Regions from separate parts of the Homo sapiens genome. Here region 1 is linked to region 2. A link is a contact called in ENCODE Hi-C or POLR2A ChIA-PET data. All regions are on one chromosome and are shown on one strand. The core of a region is the stretch at or near the end of the contact, and the rest is flanking DNA. Distances in the headings are between cores, read along the strand shown.

What was found. A loop is a pair of places that touch in the nucleus more often than their neighbours do. ChIA-PET counts read pairs that join two places held with the same protein, here RNA polymerase II (POLR2A). Pooled maps may share reads with other maps.
Region 1: a loop to region 2 is called in a map of prostate gland, with 2.5 times the contacts of the local background. The contact joins two enhancer-like sites. A Hi-C loop is called at or near these places in 3 of 168 maps with a recorded cell type or tissue (Caco-2, prostate gland and sigmoid colon) and 2 of 50 pooled maps. POLR2A ChIA-PET finds 5 or more read pairs at or near these places in 3 of 52 experiments (CD4-positive, alpha-beta T cell, CD4-positive, alpha-beta memory T cell and T-cell).

The regions. Positions count from the first base shown.
Region 1 is chr1:168,437,377-168,441,938 of GRCh38, reverse strand. The region is part of intron 4 of LOC125312414 (a long non-coding RNA gene); the gene reads left to right. Among named protein-coding and RNA genes, the nearest start is that of MIR557, 64 kb to the right of the region's middle. RefSeq lists a silencer at 1,851-2,000. Within about 2 kb of position 2,003, at least 3 of the 41 ENCODE cell types and tissues checked have a DNase peak (open chromatin) inside an H3K27ac peak, as active enhancers do.
Region 2 is chr1:168,482,508-168,487,069 of GRCh38, reverse strand. LOC125312414 (a long non-coding RNA gene) reads left to right here. Exons shown (of 8, transcript NR_176090.1): 2 at 1,339-1,497; 3 at 1,764-1,827. It overlaps LOC101928565 (a long non-coding RNA gene), which reads left to right. Exons shown (of 5, transcript NR_176057.1): 3 at 1,339-1,497; 4 at 1,764-1,827. Among named protein-coding and RNA genes, the nearest start is that of XCL2, 59 kb to the left of the region's middle. Within about 2 kb of position 1,874, at least 11 of the 41 ENCODE cell types and tissues checked have a DNase peak (open chromatin) inside an H3K27ac peak, as active enhancers do.

The sequences.
Region 1 (4,562 bases), core at 754-3,253, 45 kb after region 2:
CCCAACCGTGGCCCACTGTGCTCAGTGTGTCCTGCAGCAGCCACGGGTATTCCCAAGGACACTGCAGCATCCCACCTGGGGCACTGCAGTTATCTCAGGTCCATGCCTCACTGCAGCTTGAAGCCTGATGCTGATGAGTGTGCAGAAGAGCTGCTTCACTTCAGCTGCCTTTAAGCCCCTGGCCACTTCTGGTCCCCAAAGCCTACAGTTAAGGAAACAGAGCACATTCCCGCAAACAGAATCCTCAATAGGGCGGCCTGGCAGCCATCTGCATACTGGGCAAAGCACATGCAAAGCTGCATCCATTGGTCTGAAAAGCATCCTTTTTATTACTGACTGTGTCTAGCCAAACCTTGGGCAAGGGGGTAGGAAGATTGGGAAGGAGAGCCCTCTGAGCCCTTAGGGCCTAAATGTGCTTGTTCAGGCTAAAGGGAAAACAGACTCTATCTATTCTCTTTTGATGAGACAGTGAGCTCCTTGACAGCAAAGACTGCGTGGGGTTCCAGAGGCATCCCCAGTGCCTAGCCTGCACACAGGAGGTTCTCAGTTCATGTTGACAGCTGGTGATGGCTGATGAATGGCCAAGCCCATCAAGTAGGAGTGCAATACTGCAGTTTCCTCCCATGTCCCTGGAACACCACCTCCTGCCCCCACCATGATTCCTCCCTCCTCACCTCTACCACATGCTTCCAGTGCCCCAGGAGCAAAGGAAGAGCTCCCTCTCTCTCCCCATTGGAACCTGATTTGTTGAAGTTGCCCCCCACCTCAGAAGCCAGAAGAGAGGCTTCGATGGAAGGCACACAGCCGTTCTAGCAACTGAATGGAGATCATAGGTACATATGTATATATTGATTGTGATACTTCTGAGGGATCTATCTCAGTTCCCAGAAGAAGAAAATGGCATGGCTTTTTCACTGGGCATGGTCACTATGAGCTTCAATGATTGAAATGGAAATTAAAGTGAAAGGCTTTCCTCAGTCCCCAATAATGTATGTTTCTGTCTTGCCTTATACAAATTTCCCCCCAAAAGCTATTCTATTTGATAGCCTGCCTCTCTTCTCTCTCTCTTCACTCTCTCTCTCTCTCTCTCACACACACACACACACACACACACACACACATATACATGCTATGTAATGTGGTGCTGGAAGAGATATTAATCAATAACTACTGAATCAATAGTAGTAATTTTCTCACTTTGATTTTCAGTAGTAATCAATAACTACTGAAAATCAAAGTGAGACTGAGGACCAGAGGTAAGTGACCTGACTAAGTCTCACAGCCAGTAAGTGGCCTTACTAGACTCCTGAATTCCAATCCAGTGATCTTTTCACTTCATTATGAAATTGTTTGGTTTTGTTTTCTTGTTTGTTCGTTTGTTTTTGTTTTGTTTTGTTTTTGCTTTTCTTTAATGTCTTCAAAGGAGAGCTAATGTCAGGTTTTTCCTCACTGAGAAGTTGCAACATCTCCCAGGTAAAAGCCAGGTCCTCCAGGTAAGACATTCTCCCAGATCCTGCTTTTTTTTTTTTCCTTTTTTTTTTTTTTCTTCATTCTCCTGGGATGCTGTCTCACCTAAAATGGCAGGGAGGACCCTGGACCGCTCACCTTCCCATGTAATAAGTGATAAGTATACTTATCATACAAAAGAGATGGAGAGGCTCTTCCCTATCACAATCTAAAGCCCAGACAGATACAGTCATCATTTGTGACAATGAAGATTTTCCTTTGCAAATGCAGCAACTTAACGGTAAAATTGTGGAAAGGAGGCTGTGTGTGTTCACCTTGGTCGGTGCTGCAGCCCAAGCACAGCTGGCGCCTCTAGGGCGCATTCAAGTGAGGGAATAGTTATACTTGGCAGGCAGTCCTGACCAGCCATTTTGCCCAGGTCTCCTTGGATGCCTTCAGACTGCAGAGATCTTATTCAGTTTGCATCCCCCGCACAGTCTGCAAGCCAAGCTGCAGACATCAATCTGTTTCAGGAGAAAGAGCGCCACCTCCTGTCTCTGGACTGCAAGACCATATTTCTTTGAAAACCGCAGTGATGTTCTAAGCGGCTCAGTGCCTAAAGAGATCCGCTCTCCACAGCGAGGGGAGAAAATGGCACCTATGAAATTCGTACCGATACCCCATGTCACACTGTGAACCAGTGACTCTCCCAGGAAAACCCTGGACAAGCCCTGCAGCACGCATCCTTCTCCTTTCTTACAGTTTCATTTCTCCCCTCCAGCTTAGAACAGATGGAAGCCTTAGAGGCTTGTCGTTCAGCTGAGGATCTGAATGTAAAGAGACATGCTCAAGGTCACACAGCGGCCCCGTTCTAGACCCAACACAGACTTCTCCCACGCCAAGTAAAGGCTGGATCGAATTTATGCATTTCAGATTTCTTTCTCTTTGCCCGCAGTAGAAATTTTGCAACAGAGTTTTCTTCACTACTGCTTTGCTGATCTCACCCACTATGATCCCAGCTACAGTCCCCTCTCTCTTCCACATTATCCTTTGTAGTATAGCTGTATATGTTCAAATGTTAGCTCCCCTATTAGAACCCAAGTCTCTTGAAAGGAGGCCAATACCTGATTAATTCTTGCAGCCTTTTGGAGGACTTCCTGCTAGTTAAGCATCTGGGGACTTAGCTCCCCATGCCCTATTTCTTCTCAAGGGCCTCAGAAATCAAATCCACTCTCCTGGTCTTTTTAAAGCTGTCATCATCTACTGCTCTCTTAGGGGTCCTGTTTCCCCAAGAATGACTGAAAAGGACACAAGCTCTCTGGTTTCTCGCTTAGTATCTTCTTTCCTGTTCAACACCCCCCCAAAAAAATTACATCAGCCCTTAATATTTCAAAAGTTTTATTTCTAATCACTACCAGCAAACAGATGAGATAACAAATACAACAGTTTTTGCAATTGACAAAGTTTCCTGAGATTTTTCTGAATGATTATCTCCTGAAACAAAAGAAAATACTCAATTGTGAACTCTACTTATCTTTGCTCTCATCCCACCCCCAAAAAAAGAAACTTGAGAGTGGAGCTGCAACTTTACAGCCTAAGGACAGGAAAACCAGTGCCACGATTTCCACCAGAGGAGGCTCCACAGCCACAGACCGTCACATAACCAGTCTGCCTCATCCTCCTCATCTGTAAAATGGCCAGAATAAAAGTGTTTACTCATAGGAAAATCCTTATTTGAGGATTAAATGAGGTCATTTAATCCCCAGAGTGGTATATAGCAAAAATTAAGTCCATGGTCGATGGTTATTTAATTCATTAGGTAATTTATTTCATAAAACAAACCTGATGACAAGAGAATAGAACATAAAGGACAAAAATCTTCAAGGAAAGTAGCAGGGGCTCAGCTGAAGTATAAGGAGTAATACTGTGGGGGATGTGCCAGTGAGTACCAGGAGGAAAGATGCCTTGAAAAGATGCGGGGGGAGAGAAAGAGAAGAGTCCAGAGATCTCATCATTTCACTTCAAAAAAAAGGTGGCCATAAAGCAAAACCCAGGCCTTCCATTCTGCTTCCAGGTCCCATCCACGGAGCTTTGTCCACAGGCATCTGGGCCACCTCTCTCATTAGAGAACGGGGCCAGTCCTGCTGTCCTGGCTGACTTCGGCTCCATTAATCCACCCCTTTGCCTTCCATTCTCCTTGCAGGCTGCCTGTGCTGAAGGCCTCTTGCACTCCTGTGCTATCCCAACTTGCAGTAATTGCTTGGGGTTGTAAATCCAGCAAGTAGAGGAGGCTTTCTGTAGCAGGTCCTAGGTCGGTTGCCTGAGGACAGCACTGCTCTCCCCAGCCCCTAGCACTGAGAGGCCCTGTGGGAAGTCCACGCCTGCCATGGTGGTTGTCCTGCCAACAGCATCTCCCTTCAGGGTTCATCTTATTTTCTTCTGATGAACAAGCAAAGGCAACCAGACTCTCCGTAGGTGTAAGTTGGCACGCACATTTGGCAGGGAGGGTGGATTTCTTGGGGACATTCCATTACTCACTCTCATGCCCAACCCACCCTGTGCTGAGGCAGCAGAACCTTCTCCCTTACCAAGCATTGAGGACGTCCATTCGCCAGGCAGCTGGTAGTGAGCAGGGAGGTGAAAAAGGGGGTCTTTCTGAGAAGCAGGTTAGCAGGTGAGCCACCTGGAGACAGTTAGGGAAGGTAGGTCTATTTTTCTCCACCCAATGTCACCGAAGAACCCATTCACACCCTAAATGGGCTAAGAAAGCCATGTATAAAATGCTGATGCCAACTAGATTGGCATCTTGGACAAGCCCTAGAATGAAGCTCAGGGAATGAAGCAATGTGTTTTTAAGCAGGACCCTCAGCTCCTGCATCCCAAGTCTACAATCTCAATCTCAATTTTGCCAGAGTTGCAAAAACCATGAAATGGCCTCACGTGTAACTCACAAGTAACCCATCGACTGCCCATCAACCTTGAGATAGACATAAAGCTCCTTGTTATGCAGGTTACAACTACCTTGGAAATAAGTTTTATAAGTAATCACAAATTTTATTTCTGTATTTTGATTGTTTTCATAAAACTATAACCCTCTTAGGGTAATTTTGGCAAGT
Region 2 (4,562 bases), core at 625-3,124:
GTCCCTGCAAAGGACATGAACTCATTCTTTTTTATGGCTGCATACTATTCCATGGTGTATATGTGCCACATTTTCCTTATCCTGTCTATCATTGATGGGCATTTGGGTTGGTTCCAAGTCTTTACTATTGTAAATAGTGCTGCAATACACACACATGTGCATGTGCCTTTATAGTAGAATAATTTATAGTCTTTTGGGTATAAACCCAGTAATGGGATTGCTGGGTCAAATGGAATTTCTGGTTCTAGACCGTTGAGGAATTGCCACACTGTCTTCCACAATGGTTAAGCTAATTTACACTCCCACCAACTGTGTAAAAGTGTTCTTATTTATCCACATCCTCTCCAGCATCTGTTGTTTCCTGACTTTTTAATGATCCCCATTCTAACTGGCTTGAGATGATATCTCACTGTGGTTTTGATTTGCATTTCTCTAATGACCAGTGATGATGAGCTTTTCTTCATATGTTTTTTGGCCACATAAATGTCTTTTTTTGAGAAGTGTCTGTTCATATCTTTGCCCACTTTTGGATAGGGTTGTTTTTTTCTTGTAAATTTGTTTAAGTTCCTTGCAGATCCTGGATCTTAGCCCTTTGTCAGATGGATAGATTGCAAAAATTTTCTCCCATTCTGCAGGTTGCCTGTTCACTCTAATGACAGTTTGTTTTGCTGTGCAAAAGCTCTATGGTTGAATTAGATCCCATTTGTCAATTTTGGCTTTTGCTGTAATTGCTTTTGGCCTTTTAGTCATGAAGTCTTTGCCCACGCCTATGTCCTGAATGGTATGGCATAGGTTTCCTTCTAGGGTTTTTATGGCGTTTTACATTTAAGTCTTTAACCTATCGTGAGTTAATTTTTGTATAAGGTGTAAGGAAGGGGTCCAATTTCTGCTTTCTGCATGTGGCTAGCCAGTTTTCCCAGTACCATTTATTAAACAGGGAATCCTTTCCCCATTGATTGTTTTTGTCAGGTTTGTCGAAGATCAGATGGTTGTAGATGTGTGGTTTTATTTCTGAGGCCACAGTTCTGTTCCATTGGTCTATATCTCTGTTTTGGTACCAGTATCATGCTGTTTTGGTTACTCTTGCCTTGTAGTATAGTTTGAAATCAGGTAGCTTGATGACTCCAGCTTTCTTTTTTATTTATTTATTTTTTTTGGATAAGGATTGTCTTGGCTATAAGGGCTCTCTTTTTGGTTCCATATGAAATTTAAAGTAGTTTTTTTCTAATTCTGTGAAGAAAAGATAGGGTTTTTGTGTGGGCATCATTTTTGTTGATGTTGGTGTTATTGCTTTTGTTTCTTAGTTTTTCTTCTAACAGTCAGGCCCTTCTTCTTCAGGTCTGCTGGAGTTTGCTGGAGGTCCACTCCAGACCCTGTTTGCCTGGGTATCACCGGCAGAGGCTGCAGAGCAGCAAAGATTGCTGCCTGCTCCTTCCTCTGGAAGCTTCATCCCAAAGGGGCACCCGCCTGATGCCAGCCAGAGCTCTCCTGTACGAGGTATCTCCCAATCAGGAGGCATGGGGATCAGAGATCCACTTTAGGAGGCAGTCTGTCCCTTAGCAGAGCTTGAATGCTGTGCTGGGAGATCCACTGCTCTCTTCAGAGCCAGCAGACAGGAACTTTCAAGTCTGCTGAAGCTGTGCCCACAGCTCCCCCCCACGCCGCCCCCCACCACCCCCACCCCACCAACCCAGGTACACTGTCCCAGGGAGATGGGAGTTTTATCTACAAGGCCCTGACTGGGGCTGCTGCCTTTCTTTCAGAGATGCCCTGCCCAGTGAGGAGGAATCTAGAGAAGCAGTCTGGCCATAGCTTTGCTGCACTGCGGTGAGTTCCACCCAGTACAAACTTCCTGGCAGCTTCCTTAACACTGGGAGGGGAAAACCGCCTACTCAAGCCTCAGTAATCTTTTGTATTATTCTTAAGAACAATTTAAAAAACTACTACTCATATTTGTTTAGTGCTTTTCCGTTTATACAACATTTTCCATCCATTTTCTTGTTTGGTACTTACAACAATCCTGTGAGATAAGTAAGATGAGTATTCTTTTCTAACTTTTAATTAAGAAAAATTTCCAACCGATAGAAAAGTAGATAGAATGGTGTTATTCATCTCCTGAAACTTACAATATGAACAAATCACTATTCATCTGTCTTTTTTAAAAACTGAAGTATCTTAGTAAATTGCAAGCAACATGTCATTTTCCCTTATTATACCTAAAAAATTAATAATTATCTAATATCATCTCGTCTATAATTCATAATCAAATATCCACCAACAGTAACATGAATGTTACTTTCTCATTTTACAGATGTTACCTTTTTGACATAACCAAGTAAACCAACAGGCTTGAAGACACACCGATCATAAAAATGAATCTAAGAACCCAGGTGTAATCTTCTGATTTCTAGGTCCCAGCGCTTCTCATTTTTAAGCAGAGTTTCATAGAAATACTCTATTCAAACAAACAAACAAAAAAAACAGAAAAGCCACAGACCTCTGTAACATTTAAGCAGAGGTGTCCTCTTAGTAAAATGTAAAATACATGTGTGAAATCTGTTTCCAACAAGCTCTTATGTTATTTTTAGTGGCCCTTCTCATCACCTGTGGTGTTTTGTTTTGCCCTCCCTCAACCCATTTCTATTGCCCCCATCCATACTTTAGCCAACACCATTCTCTGATATGCTGGGTTGCCTGAGTGCCTCACCATGTCTACCTAGCCCATGTGTCTCTCTGTCCCCATCCACAGGGGTAACACCATCTTGCAGAGAGCAAACACTCTAAGAAGGCCTGATGGACTCATCTGCCTGAAAGTGGTCATAATGACTGGCACCATAACCCATTCTGAGTGTCCATGGAGTAATATAGAGATGATAGTAGTTTGCCTCATGGAATCTTAAGAAATAACATTGTTATCATGATTCTTGCAGCATTATGAGTATTGGCAAGGTGTCCCTGCAATAGGTTAAAGGTGTGCACTCAATTTATGCAATCCCTCCCCACCCACCCAGAAATTTTCTCTTCCATTTAAATTTTTTACAATCCTCTTTAAGTTTCAACCCCTCCTCTCATGACAACTATTACACACATATTCAAGTGAACCTAGCTGCCGCTCTTGCTTCACTTCTAGTATAGAAATGTTTACATTTTCTTCCACGAGGTTCTTGGCATCTTTTGACAGTACCTGCCAATGACCACTGAACATTTTTCAGATGGATGTGGGTATGCTCCAAATCATGACATCAAAGGTATTTCTTGGATCTACTGAATGATTTAGCCTAAGTGAATCAGACAAATATGGAAATTATGTAAATCTTATGTGTCACCCAGGGGAAAGAATGTGAAACATTTTAAGGCAAAAACAAGTTCTGGTTATTATCAGGCAACCTTGGAAATGTGAGATGACAAAACAATGTAATGTTGCCCAACTCTGGAGAACAAGGAAGGAGAAAAATTAATCAGAACAGATCTCACTTCTCATTCCAGACTCAAGCTGCTTAGACAGGAATCCAAATTAGTGTGCCCCCACTCCAGCTCCAAATAAAGCACTTTACACAAAAATAATTAAAAACTCTGTATATGACACCTTCCTTCCAGGGTTTGCATATCAACATAAAAGCATTAGAGAAAATTCCCAGATGCTACAATTCCAGACATAAAAAATTGTCCAAAAGGCCTTTCTTTGCATCCCTGAAACCATACCACATTTATATCAGCCACACTTCTTAATTGGGAACAACAGAATCCACTGTATCCACTCTATATAGTTTAGAGGGAAAATGATGGTGGGGAGGTTTTTAAAAGACACATTTGCCCTCAGAATTATTGAACTAGCTGGAAAAACAGATTAGAACTGAAGCTTTCAGGAATAATGCCCAAAATCACACAGAACTAATTCAATGGGGAAACAACATATAAATCCCTGGAACTAGACTATTCTGTAGCCACTCCTCCCACCAGTACCAATTCCATTTTGATCTTGTGACTAGGGTAAAAGTTGGATGTCTTTACAGATCCAGAGTCAGTTGCTGTCTCATATTTGAATTAAAGTTTCATGTTTATGTCTGATTGGCAGAGCCTAGGCCTATCCTAAGCTCTTTGAAACATTAACTCATTTAAGCCTCAAAACAACCCTAAAAGGTTGGTACTATGAATATCCCTTTTTATAGCTGAAGGAACTGAGGCACATAAAATTATGTAACTAGTCTGAGATCACATGAACAATCAGTGGCAAAGTTGAAATTTGAATTAAGATGGTCTGGCTCCAAAGCTCAAGATTTCTTAACACTTTTTTTGTTCTGTTTTGTTGAAAATATTATATTCACATGTTTGCATCCTAGCTGCAAGGAGGTGAGACATTGGTTCACTTACTCAAATCTAAAAATGTTATTCAAAGATGACGGGTAAGCGTAAATATGACAGATGTCTACCACAAATTTATAGAATAGGTAGGGCCATTCCTTTATATTTTTGTATCCCCTTAAAATTGTGGAATGTAGGTACATTTCTGTGTATATTTACTATCCACAGTGGTGGTCTCTAAAGACAGCTCCACATTGCTC